Regions from separate parts of the Homo sapiens genome. Here regions 1 and 3 are each linked to region 2. Evidence: read pairs that join two places in POLR2A ChIA-PET (ENCODE). Cell type or tissue: Panc1. All regions are shown on one strand. Region 1 overlaps SBF2 (SET binding factor 2). Region 2 overlaps SBF2 (SET binding factor 2). Region 3 overlaps SBF2 (SET binding factor 2).

Region 1 (4,000 bases), 70 kb before region 2:
AAAAATGTTCATGGTTATAATTTATCCTTAGGTATCACTGCTGTGCCAAGAGCTTTCTGTCCAAATACAATTCTTACTTTATTTAATCACTCATTCGGTTCATTTAAATATTTTATCTATCATCCTATTTTTGTTGTTGGACTTGAAGAAATGAGATTCTATATCCAAAAATGCCTTTTTATGCTATAAAAGGGCAAAGGAGCACTAGTATCTCTGTGAGTGGCTTGTACATAATCTTAAAACCACCATTGACTCCAGATCTTTTTGTTAAGCACTTGCCAGAGTCTTCTGTAGGCAGTAAAAGGATTAAGGCATGCATTTCTGAGGCTGGATATAAATAAATTATAGGTTTCCTTTTCCTCCTTCTTAAATTTGAAAATCATATTTCTTGTGATCCAAGCCATTGATTAAAATGCTGACAGGGGCAGAATTTTGTAGCAGGCTACTAGACACCCCCTTCTAGGATAGCTGCAATCCATGCAGTCATTAGACAAGGAAAATATGACAGGAAAAGTAATTTGAAATCAAATCACAGAATGTCTAGAATGTCATGTTAAGGAGTTTAGACTAATATTATTCTCTGGTCACTAAGGAGTACGTAATACCATACTCTTGAGTAGGGCAGTGACGTGATTGTTTCAGAAACAAACTAGAGCAGTGTAGAAGATAGGAAGATGAGGGGTTAGAGCAACAGAGGCCACTTAGTAGGCTAGTATAATAGACAAGCACTGATGAGGGTACTTAGAGATCCACATAGAGGTAGCAGAAGTTACAAACCAAATCTACAGGGGCCAAACAAATAACGCAAATGAGTTAGCAGGCCACATGAAGAGCACATGTCCCATCTAAGGGGCAGCCTCTGCTTAGCTTCAGCAGTTGTTGCCATACAGGGATGTAGGAACATTGCTACCACATCTTTAGGCTTTTCAAAAGAAGCGCGAAATTTAGATTGTATGTAAAACCTCTTCAGTTTAAAATGTTGGCTTCATTTTTCAAAAATCCTAGACAGCCAAAACAAAACACATACTCAGCCAGATATAGTTAATAACATGCAAGCTTCACAACCTCCAGCTTTTAGCTTCTGATTGTGAATTGTTGTTGTGTGGTATAGTAAGGAAAAGGCCTGAACTCTGGGGCCACAGAAAGATCTGGATTTGAATCTTGGCTCATCCTGAGATCTTTTTTTTTTTTTTTTTTTTTTTTTTTATGAGACAGAGTCTCACTCATTGTCCAGGCTGGAGTGCAGTGGCACGATCTCATCTCACTGCAACCTCCACATCCCAGGTTCAAGCAATTCTCCTGCCTCAGCCTCCCGAGTAGCTGGGAATACCGGTGTGCACCACCACACCCAGCTAATTTTTGTATTTTTAGTGAAGACGGAGTTTTGCCACATTGGCCAGGGCAGTCTTGAACTCCTGACCTCAAGTGATCCGCCCATCTTGGCCTCCCAAAGTGCTGGGATTACAGACACTAACCACCAAGCCTGGCCTCATCCTGAGATCTGAAACAAATGTTTAACTGTCTGAACTTTTATTCTTCTACTCTAAAATGGTGATAACTAAAGATGAAATTATTCATGTAAAGCACCTAACCTAGTGCCTGGCATATAGTACGTGCACAGCGAATATTTGTTGAATGAAAGACAGGACATGAATTCAACTATAAATTGAATGTCTGCTTCACCAGTCACTGGATATACATTGACAAATAAAACAGACACAGTCCCTATGCTCACCAAGCTTAGCCCAGGTCCTCCAGCTGGCAAATGGCAAAACCGATGATGATGCATGTCAGCATCCTCCACTTTTGGGGTTGGAAGTCACAGGGCATACTTGATTATGTTGGTTTTTAGTGGACTCTAATATTTTCATTTAGGGCAAGGACTTTGTAGCCTGAAGATAGGAATTAGAATACTTTTGATAAGATACAGCCTAATAACATAATTGAGAAAAGAATGGAAAATGCAAAACTCATGACTCGTGAATAACAAAAGCAAAGATTTTAATAACTATGTGTCCCTAAAAAGAACTTTATGAATAGATTATTATTCTAGTTTAATTTTGCTTAGGTGGCACTGTTTCCTTTGTATTAGCCAGCATTGTTAGCATTTTTGAGAAGTCATAGATTTGATGGGGATTTGTGGAGGAGCTGCTAAATTACAGAAGAAATTATTATGGCAGAAAATCAATTATGTGGTGCTATAAATACTTGATTCAGTAACTCAGCAAATTCCCTTTATGTCCAAAGTGCAAACATTTTGTACCTAAGTCAAAAGGTCTGTTTTTAATTTCTGCAGCTTTGCAGTTGTTCCTCTTTGTCACTGATAGATTTTTACATGATAAGAGAGACGTAAAGATAAAGAGGGGTCACTTTCAGAGGGAGTTTTAAGTGTTGGGGAGATGAAAGCATGAGCTTAACCCTCGGTCATAGGCATGTTTCAGTACTGATAGCAGGAGATTACCTGGAAGAAGTCAGAGAGCCATCTTGAATGACTGTGGAGTTAGCTGGTTTTATTATACTCTTGGGTGACATTTCCAGCTAATAAAATTAGAATTAAAATTATAATCTTAGAAGCAAGCCTCTGGGAAATATGTAATTAACCTTTTGGAATTTAACAAGCATTGTGTGTACCTCCAGTACCTATATTTAAGATGCTTTAACCTAGCATTTGAATTGATGCCAAGATGTGCAAGACATGGTCTCTGCCCTCAAAGGCTATTAAGAGACAGACTATATGTACACAGATTTTTTTAAATTATTTAGGTTTAATTCATAAAAACCCTAGAAGAAAACCTAGGCAATACCATTCAGGCCATTGGCATGGGCAAGGACTTCATGACTAAAACACCAAAAGCAATGGCAACAAAAGCCAAAATAGACAAATGGGATCTAATTAAACTAAAGAGGTTCTGCACGGCAGAAGAAACTACCATCAGAGTGAACAGGCAACCTACGGAATGGGAGGAAATTTTTGCAATCTGCTCATCTGACAAAGGACTAATATCCAGAATCCACAAAGAACTTAAAGAAATTTACGAGAAAAAAACAACCCCATCAAAAAGTGGGCAAAGGATATGAACAGACACTTCTCAAAAGAAGACATTTATGCAGCCAACAGACACATGAAAAAATGCTCATCATCATTGGTCATCAGAGAAATGCAAATCAAAACCACAATGAGATACCATCTCATGCCAGTTAGAATGGCGGTCATTAAAAAGTCAGGAAACAACAGATGCTGGAGCGGATGTGGAGAAATAGGAATGCTTTTACACTGTTGGTGGGAGTGTAAATGAGTTCAACCATTGTGGAAGACAGTGTGGTGATTCCTTAGGGATCTAGAACTAGAAATACCATTTGACCCAGTGATCCCATTACTGGGTATATACCCAAAGGATTATAAATCATGCTGCTATAAAGACACATGCACACGTAAATTTATTGTGGCACTATACACAATAGCAAAGACTTGAAACCAACCCAAATGTCCATCAATGATAGGTTGGATTAAGAAAATGTGGCACATAAACACCATGGAATACTGTGCAGCCATAAAAAAGGATGCGTTCATGTCATTTGCAGGGACATGGATGAAGCTGGAAACCATCATTCTCAGCAAACTATCGCAAGAGCAGAAAACCAAACACCGCATGTTCTCACTCATAGGTGAGGATTGAACAGTGAAAACACTTGGACACAGGGCAGGGAACGTCACACACTGGGGCCTGTCGGGGGGTTGGGGATTGGGGTAGGGATAGCATTAGGAGAAATACCTGATGTAAATGACGAGTTGATGGGTGCAGCAAACCAACATGGCACATGTATACCTGGGTAACAAACCTGCACATTGTGCACATGTACCCTAGAACTTAAAGTATAATTTTAAAAAATTATTTAGGTTTAATTAATGATTTCATGTTTAGTTTTTAAAACCTAATTGTTGGCATTTTAAAAATATTATCTCTTAATGAGCATACAAAAATAGGAACAACACAGGAAC
Region 2 (4,000 bases):
TTCCATTCCTGTGTTAGTTTGCTTCAGCTGTGTTACTGCAAAGGACATAAGCTCATTCTTTTTATGGCTGTGTAGTATTCCATGGTGTATATGTACCATATTTTCTTTATCCAGTCTACCGTTGATGGGCATATAGGTTGACTCCATGTCTTTGCTATTGTGAATAGTACAGCACTGAACATGTGTGTGCATGTGACTTTATGGTAGAACAATTTATATTCCTTTGGGTATATACTCAGTAATGGGATTGCTAGGTCAAATGGTAATTCTGTTTTAAGTTATTTGAGAAATCACCAAACTACTTTCTACAATGGCTGAACTAATTTACATTCCCACCAGAAATGTATATACATTCCCTTTTCTCCACAGGCTCGCCAGCATCTGTTATTTTTTGACTTTTTAATAATAGCCATTTCTTAGAACAAATTCTGAGCCCAAAAGAATTCAGGCCTGGTGATAGCTATGTTGTAGAAACAGTTACATGAGGAGCTTCTCATTACTGAGTAGGGCATTTGCCTTATTCCTGTGTTTAAAGTAGCCTAGCTCTGTTTAAGAGATGGGTTTTTTCATTTTTGTTCTTGTTCAGAGTTGGATTCAAATTGCAAATTATGTCTGATGATCATTAAAATATTTTTTAAAATTACAATGTTATACATCTGGTTTTAAAATCTATATACTATTCTCATACCTTAATTGTTTATTAAGGACTTTGAGCCAATTGATGTGGCTTTAAAAACTTAGCACAAATATATTGAAAGTTTTTTTCTCATTTAGTACACAGTATAGACAAATAGGAGTATCTTTTTTATTTTTATTTTTCGAGACAGGGTCTTGCTCTGTCACCCAGGCTAGAGTGCAGTGGCACAATCACAGCTCACTGCAGCCTCGATCTCCCAGGTTCAAGCGATCCTCCTACCTCAGCCTCCTGAGTAGCTGGGATTACAGGCAGATGCCACCACGCCTGGCTGGTTTTTGTATGTTTTGTAGAGATGGGGTTTTGCCATGTTGCCCAGGTGGTCTCAAACTCCTGAGCTCAAGCACTACTCCTGCTTCAACCTCCCAAAGTGCTGGGATTACAGGCGTTGAGCCACCACACCCAGCCAGGAGTTTCTTTTTTAACATATAATTCACTTACCATAAAATTTATCCTTATGATAAAGGTGCACAACTCAACGCTTTTTGGTATGTCCACAACATTGTGTAACTATCACCACTATCTAATTCCCAAAAAATTAAGAATACCTGAAATAGGCCAGGCGTGGTGGTTCACGCCTGTAATGCTAGCACTTTGGGAGGCTGAGGCAGGTGGATTACCTGAGGTCAGGAGTTCAAGACTAGCCTGGCCAACATGGTGAAACCTCGTCTCTACTAAAAATACAAAAAATTAGCCGGGTGCACTGGTATGCACCTGTAATCCAAGCTACTCGGGAGGCTGAGGCAGGAGAATCGCTTGAACCCGGGGGGCAGAGGTTGTGGTTAGCCAGGATTGCATCACTGCACTCCAGCCTGGGTGACAGAGCGAGACTTTGTCTCAAAAAAAAAAAAAAAAAATGTCTGAAACAAAACTTACTACATCATGGAAAAACAAATTTTAAATCCAATAAAATTCATCTGAATTTCCGTCTTTTGTTGGGAAGTCCACATAGAATCTCTGTTTTTTGTACTCTATGGAATTATAGCTCACCTACTTTTGGGGGAATCATGTAAGGTAATTTTATTTCATTATGTATTACTAGAATGTATTGTTTTAAAATGTGTCTACTTTTTTGAAGTGTCATTTTGTTGTTGTTTTCATTGAGATGGGGTCTTACTATGTTGCCCAGGCTGGTCTCGAACTCCGAACCTCAAATGACCTGCCCGGCTCGGCCTCCCAAAGTGCTGGGATTATGGGCATGAGTCATTGCATCCAGTCAAAAGTGTCATTGTTTAATCTTGATTTGAAAGAACTTTAGGTATTTAAAACATTATGTGGTTCTTTTGTGCAAGCGCTTTATCCCTAAGTCGTTTGATTATCCAGGGTTGAAAGCAACTCTCTCTGACTTCTGCACTCAGAAAGCGCTTGGTCTAATTGTGTTCTCCTTCCTGTCTCTTAGCTTCACAGGATAATGCAGCTGGCTGTGGTTGTATCAGAAGTACTTGAGAATGGTTCCTCAGTTTTGGTCTGTTTGGAGGAAGGCTGGGACATCACTGCACAAGTAAACTATTAGACATATTTTTTGATATTTTATATTTATATTTCCATTTGGTCATTTTTAAATTCTTCAGATGACTCTTTTGTATAATGACTAATGTGTTTATGGACAGAGAAAGTCCTGTGTTAAACAGCACCTGGTATCCATCAGAAAACTCCGTACCATGAGCTCTTAGCCCCTACGCAGCCTGGAGCTCTGGCTCCGGGCATCAAGCTCTCCCATCCACAGATGTACCATGCAGGCTTGCGGATGGAGCCCTTGACCAGCAGTGTGAGGCGTGGACCATCCTTCCTGGGTTTTGTCAGTCCATCCCCTGGCTCTCTATAAGCCCCGCCTTAACTCACTCCAGAGTGAAAAGTGTGAGTTCAGACTACATTAAGACATTAATCTGCATCTGCCAAAAAGTAGAATTGATTTTAACTGATCCTCTGGCCTCTGATTAACTTAGGAAAAGGTTGCTGTCAGCAAACTGGCCAGTTAAGGATTAAAGTCTCAATTCCCTGAAAGTAAACTTGTAGCCAAAATGAATTTGAGCTTTAGTTTTTACTGGCAAGTTTACAAAATTAATTTTATTGGCCATCCTGGAATGGTTAGTGAACAAATTTGCTGTCCAGGTAAATTTGTGAATTAGCTATCATCAGAAGGAAGTGCTTTTATCTTAGTAATAGGCCTTTTTCAGAACTAAAATTAATGACAATCCATCCTGCTTATGCCCTAGGTGACATCCCTGGTTCAGTTACTCAGTGATCCCTTTTATAGGACACTTGAAGGCTTCCAGATGTTGGTTGAAAAAGAGTGGCTCTCTTTTGGTCACAAATTCAGTCAGAGGAGCAGCTTGACCCTCAACTGTCAGGGGAGTGGTTTTGCTCCAGTCTTCTTACAGTTCTTAGACTGTGTACACCAGGTAAGTAGAGCAAGCTTGAGTTGACTTGATATGAAGGAAAGAACACAACATACTAGCATTGATGGAGCATTGCGATGGTGTGCCCGGTACCTTCCTGTCATAACTCTGATTAACTCAGCCACAGGACATGCTGAAATCTTAGCAGTAGACTCCTAGGAATGGAAAAGAAAAAAAATTAGTTGGTTTCTGAAACTAGGACAGCTAAGCTGGCTGTTGGGCTTGCCCCAAGTGAAGTAGCCAGCACTCTAAATGACCATCTTCAAAGAAGAGAAGCAAACTTGGGCTTATTACCTAAGAACAAAATCTCTAGGTAATACGGGTCCTGAAATCGAGCACATGGTCTGCCCAGTTTGGGAGGACCCCAGCTTGTGCCTGGGAACATAAGAGGTAAAGCCTAACCCCTGGAGAAATAATCAGGGCCCAGCCAGACAGGCATACAGGCTTGAGAACACTGGTCACTTCTACCACATGGAGAAACTGTGGTACATATATACCATGGAATACTATGCAGCCATACAAAAGAATGAAATCATGTCTTTTGCAATGACATGGATATAGCTGGAGGCCATTATCCTAAGCAAATTGATGCAGAAGCAGAAAACCAAATACCTCATGTTCTCACTTATAAGTGGGAGCCCAGGTATATCCATTCAAATGCAGTGAGGGTAGGGGAGATGTGACTGCTCTAGGCTCCCTCCTGCCTTCATCGCAGGCACATCAGATACAGACCTCTGGATGGGGCCTTGGTCAGGATTGGGTTTGAGAATTGGATGGCACTGAGCTTGCAAGTTGAAGACTGAATTGGCCTAGGAAAAGCAGGCCTATTTCCAGCTTTCATTTGACCACAATCCCAGGGTTGGATGAATGGGTTCTGGCATGTCAAACATTTGTGGGAATGGTGAGC
Region 3 (4,000 bases), 150 kb before region 2:
GAAATTAGCCGGGTGTGGTGGCGCATGCCTGTAATCCCAGCTACTTGGGAGGCTGAGGCAGGAGAATCACTTGAACCTGGGAGGCAGCCGAGATCGTGCCATTGCACTCCAGCCTGGGCAATAAGAGTGAAACTCTGTCTCAAAAAAAAAAAAAAAAAAAAAGTTTAAAACATTATTTGACGAATATAGGTTTTGTATTGATGAGATGAAAGGAATGCTAATGAGTAAAATATGATAGTCTTTCTTCTTAGGTATGGGAGAAGGTGAAGGGATTGTGCCTTTAGAATCCAAAGAGTAGCCATAAAATATAAGTAGTCTTTTTGGCTTGAGAACCATTGATACTATTCTCACTTATAAATGGGAGCTAAATAATGTGTACACATGGACATCAAGTGTGGAATAATAAGACGCTGGTGACTCAGAAGGCTGGGAGGGTGGGAAGGGAGTGAGGGATGAGAAATTACTTAATGGCTACAATATACATCATTTTGGTTGATGGATACACTAAAAGCCCAGACTTCACCACTATGCAGTATGTCCATGTGACAAGGCTGCACTTGTACCCCTTAAATTTATGCAAAAAAAAACTATTGATACTACCTCATTTAAACAAATGGCATAGTATAGTTCTTTGTGAAAGTATAAATTTTATATAAATACTACTTTCATTTATATCCTTCTAATATTATTTTAATAAGTTAAATTTATTTAGGTAACTAGCTTAGTAGCCTAGGTAATACACTAGAATTTTCTAACCCTATGGTAAAAGGTGAAAGGTGCTAGGTTTGCATGACTAAAAAGTGACTTTCCTAAGCCAGTGTAACAGTTCATTGATCATGATCGTTTCTCTTTGTTTGCACTACTTTCTTTCAAGTCCCCTCTACTCAAATGTGTAATATCTAATATTTTGTGGAATGTAGTTTTTCTTTGGTAATATCTTAGAAATATTAACAATATTACTAGTTGTAAACAAAGTTTAAAATAGATGTTTGCCTTTGTTTAATATAATTTTACTTTGCAATGTGAATTAGTTTGCATAAAAGTTAAGTGTCTCATTAGAATCTACCCTGTGAAATTATTAATCAGCTAGCCTGATACTTCAACACTGGAACATGTAATCAAAATAATGATATGGAATACTTTCAATGCTCTGTAATAAGGGAAAAAATAAGGTGTAGGTCATATCAACAGTTTTTGTTTGTTTTCTAATAAGAGATGTGGTCTCACTCTGTCACCCAGCTGCAGTTCAGTAGTGCTGTCCTAGCTCACCGCAGACTTGGACTCCTGGGCTCAAGTGATCCTCCGACCTCAGCCTCCCGAGTCACTGGGATTACAGTGCAAGACACCATGCCCGGCTAATTTTTGTATTTTTTGTAGACAAGGGTCTTGCTATGTTGCCCAGGCTTGTCTCAAACCTCTGGGCTCAAGGGATCATCCCACCTCAGCCTCCCAAATTGCTGGGATTACGGGTGTGAGCCTCCACGCCCAACCTACAGTCTTAAAGTAGTAGTCTCTTTGCTTTTGTAATTACCAAAGAAGTTTAATTTATTTGTGCTTTCTTTATATTCTTTTACTAGTTTCGATAATGGACAAGGTGACGACAGTTTTCAACAGTGCACAAAGACTAGAAGTTGTCAGAAACTGTATCTCATTCATATTTGAAAATAAAATTTTGGAAACTGAAAAGGTAATAAAATGTGATCTTTCCCAAGTAAGCATTTATCATTTCCCTTTCAGATTTACGTGCTGAGGTTACCAGCTTCTCTCTTCTTTAATTCTATCCCTTTTCCTAATAAAGTATCCTCTCATTGTTTGGATCATTTTAAATGAATAGTGTCTAAGATTTAAAGCTGTTGGGCCAAGCTTAATTATATGACCACCAGAAATATATTCATAGTAATTTTTTCTGTCAAACTTTTAAACATTGTTCACAAAACACTATTTTGGGATATTACTTAGAAACTTAAAATTTTTTTCATTTTATTTTTATTTTTGGAGCCAGAGTCTTGCTCTGTCACCCAGGCTGGAGTACAGTGACATGATCTTGGCTCACTGCAGCCTCTACGTCCCAAGTTCAAGCGATTCTCCTGCCTCAGCCTCCCAAGTAGCTGGGACTACAGGCACGCACCACTGCGCCCGCCTCATTTTTGTATTTTTAGTAAAGATGGGGTTTCACCATGTTGGCCAGACTGGTCTTGAACTCCTGCCCTCAAGTGATCCAGCCGCCTCAGCCTCCCAAAGTGCTGGGATTACATGTATGAGCCAACATGCTTGGCCAAAACTTAACATTTTAATATAATTTTATGTATTGCAAAGAATCTAGTTAGAATATGTAATGAATTATAGGAACTGTAGTATTGAACTTAAATGTGCCTCCTTAGAGCATGTTTTCTTGCCTTCTTCAATGAAACATGCTGAACATAATGTAACCCTTTCTTACTGACTCATTGTCATAGTTCTGAATATCTATTTTCAGGGGTTGGTTAAAGCATGTAGAAATGTTTACCTTTACACTGACTGACCCAGTGCTCTTTACATTTTGTGCTTTTTGGTTTCTATGTTTTCTTAGAGTTGAAGTCTTTCACTTCTTTTGCTTTCAACTTTCACATCCTATTTCTTATACCCACCTTTAGTGATATCATGCCCTCCTACTTCTTGTTTTCTCCTTTGTTCTGATTTTTTAGCTAAATAAGCTTATTATTATTATATGTGAAGTAAATTAACTAAGTCCTACATGGTGAACTGAAGGAGGCATCTTTATGGATGTGCCTGTTGTAAAGCGAAAAGAGTTTTAATGCATACACCTAGAGATATCTGTTTTTGCAACTCCGAGTCCTTTTTCTTTCCTTTTTTATGATATTTAAATGAGAAGAGATTGTAGAACTTTTCAGTCATAATTTAAAGCTGAATAGTGATTAAGCAGCCAACCAGTTTAAAAGTATGAAATCACTTGTATTTCTTATTGTTTTAATTTTTCTTTCTGTTCTTGCCATGGAAAATTTACTAGTTATAGAAAGGTGTCTTACGTATCTATGGCTTTGACTCATGATCTGAAGCAACAGTCAATTTGGTAACCAAAGTTTTGTTAACTTGAAGAAAAATAGTGAAATTAAATGTTTTTCAATTTATCACATAATTATCTTATATTTCTTGCTGGTTTACATATAAAAATAACCACAAATCTATTTTATAATTGTCTTAATAATAAATCACCTATTCCCTAGGAGTTTAATTTTACTAATAACTATGTTAAATAAATTATAGGATGCGTTTGAATTTTCAGGATGATTGTTTGAAAGTTGTTGTTTCCCCCAGTGGTACCATTTGGTCATTTGTACCTCTCTTGTCCTCAGACCCTTCCTGCTGCACTCAGAGCCCTTAAAGGAAAGGCAGCAAGACAGTGTCTCACTGATGAATTGGGTTTGCATGTCCAGCAAAACCGGGCAATATTAGACCATCAACAGTTTGACTACATAATAAGGATGATGAATTGTACTCTACAGGTAATTTGTAGTTCTTTCAGATTATTCCTCTTATTTGAGAATACTTTTCATTTTTCCAGAATATTTTGTAATTACCAATATATCAGTTCTTGAGCCTACCACAGCTAATAGGATGAAGCGTCAGTATCTCTATCATTTCTGTCAAATACTTTTTTATTACTTGGCATAAATATTAAGAGTTTTTGTTCTTTCTTTGTTTTCTCTTTGAAAATGCTAGATTATTTTACTAGTTCTGTAATATAAGCAAGTTCTTTGAAAATGAAAAGTCATCTTTAAAGCATTCAGTTATATATTACTTAATGTCTATAGTCACATCAGCCCTTTTCAGTCAGTTTTCAGTTGTCCAAGCAGAGGACAATGAATGGTGGATAATCCAAACGATAAATGAATTACTTAATTAAGTATTTAAGTACTTTGTGTTTGTAAAGCACAACAACAAAATTTCCACTTGGCTTCAAAATGTGTGTATGATCTTTCAGAAACAAACTTCCCACAAA

Evidence for each region. Peaks named below come from ENCODE experiments on the same cell type or tissue, not always from the same donor. Only the 100,000 strongest peaks of a DNase experiment are listed, where the experiment ranks them.
Region 1: POLR2A ChIA-PET joins it to region 2 with 7 read pairs; 3 of 35 experiments call an interaction of 5 or more read pairs at or near these places.
Region 3: POLR2A ChIA-PET joins it to region 2 with 8 read pairs; 3 of 35 experiments call an interaction of 5 or more read pairs at or near these places.

What each region holds. Positions count from the first base shown.
Region 1 is chr11:9,877,291-9,881,290 of GRCh38, reverse strand. All of the region lies in intron 17 of SBF2 (SET binding factor 2), which reads left to right. All of the region lies in intron 1 of LOC101928008 (a long non-coding RNA gene), which reads right to left. Among named protein-coding and RNA genes, the nearest start is that of LINC02709, 120 kb to the right of the region's middle. In Panc1, no CTCF peak of the experiment used is centred here; no DNase peak of the experiment used is centred here; H3K27ac peaks cover 2,250 bases.
Region 2 is chr11:9,807,096-9,811,095 of GRCh38, reverse strand. SBF2 (SET binding factor 2) reads left to right here. Exons shown (of 40, transcript NM_030962.4): 31 at 2,094-2,195; 32 at 2,911-3,096. SBF2-AS1 (SBF2 antisense RNA 1) reads right to left here. Exons shown (of 3, transcript NR_036485.1): 2 at 1,812-3,248; 3 at 1-836. Among named protein-coding and RNA genes, the nearest start is that of LINC02709, 50 kb to the right of the region's middle. In Panc1, no CTCF peak of the experiment used is centred here; no DNase peak of the experiment used is centred here; H3K27ac peaks cover 3,879 bases.
Region 3 is chr11:9,961,460-9,965,459 of GRCh38, reverse strand. SBF2 (SET binding factor 2) reads left to right here. Exons shown (of 40, transcript NM_030962.4): 15 at 1,578-1,687; 16 at 3,354-3,503. Among named protein-coding and RNA genes, the nearest start is that of LINC02709, 200 kb to the right of the region's middle. In Panc1, no CTCF peak of the experiment used is centred here; no DNase peak of the experiment used is centred here; H3K27ac peaks cover 720 bases.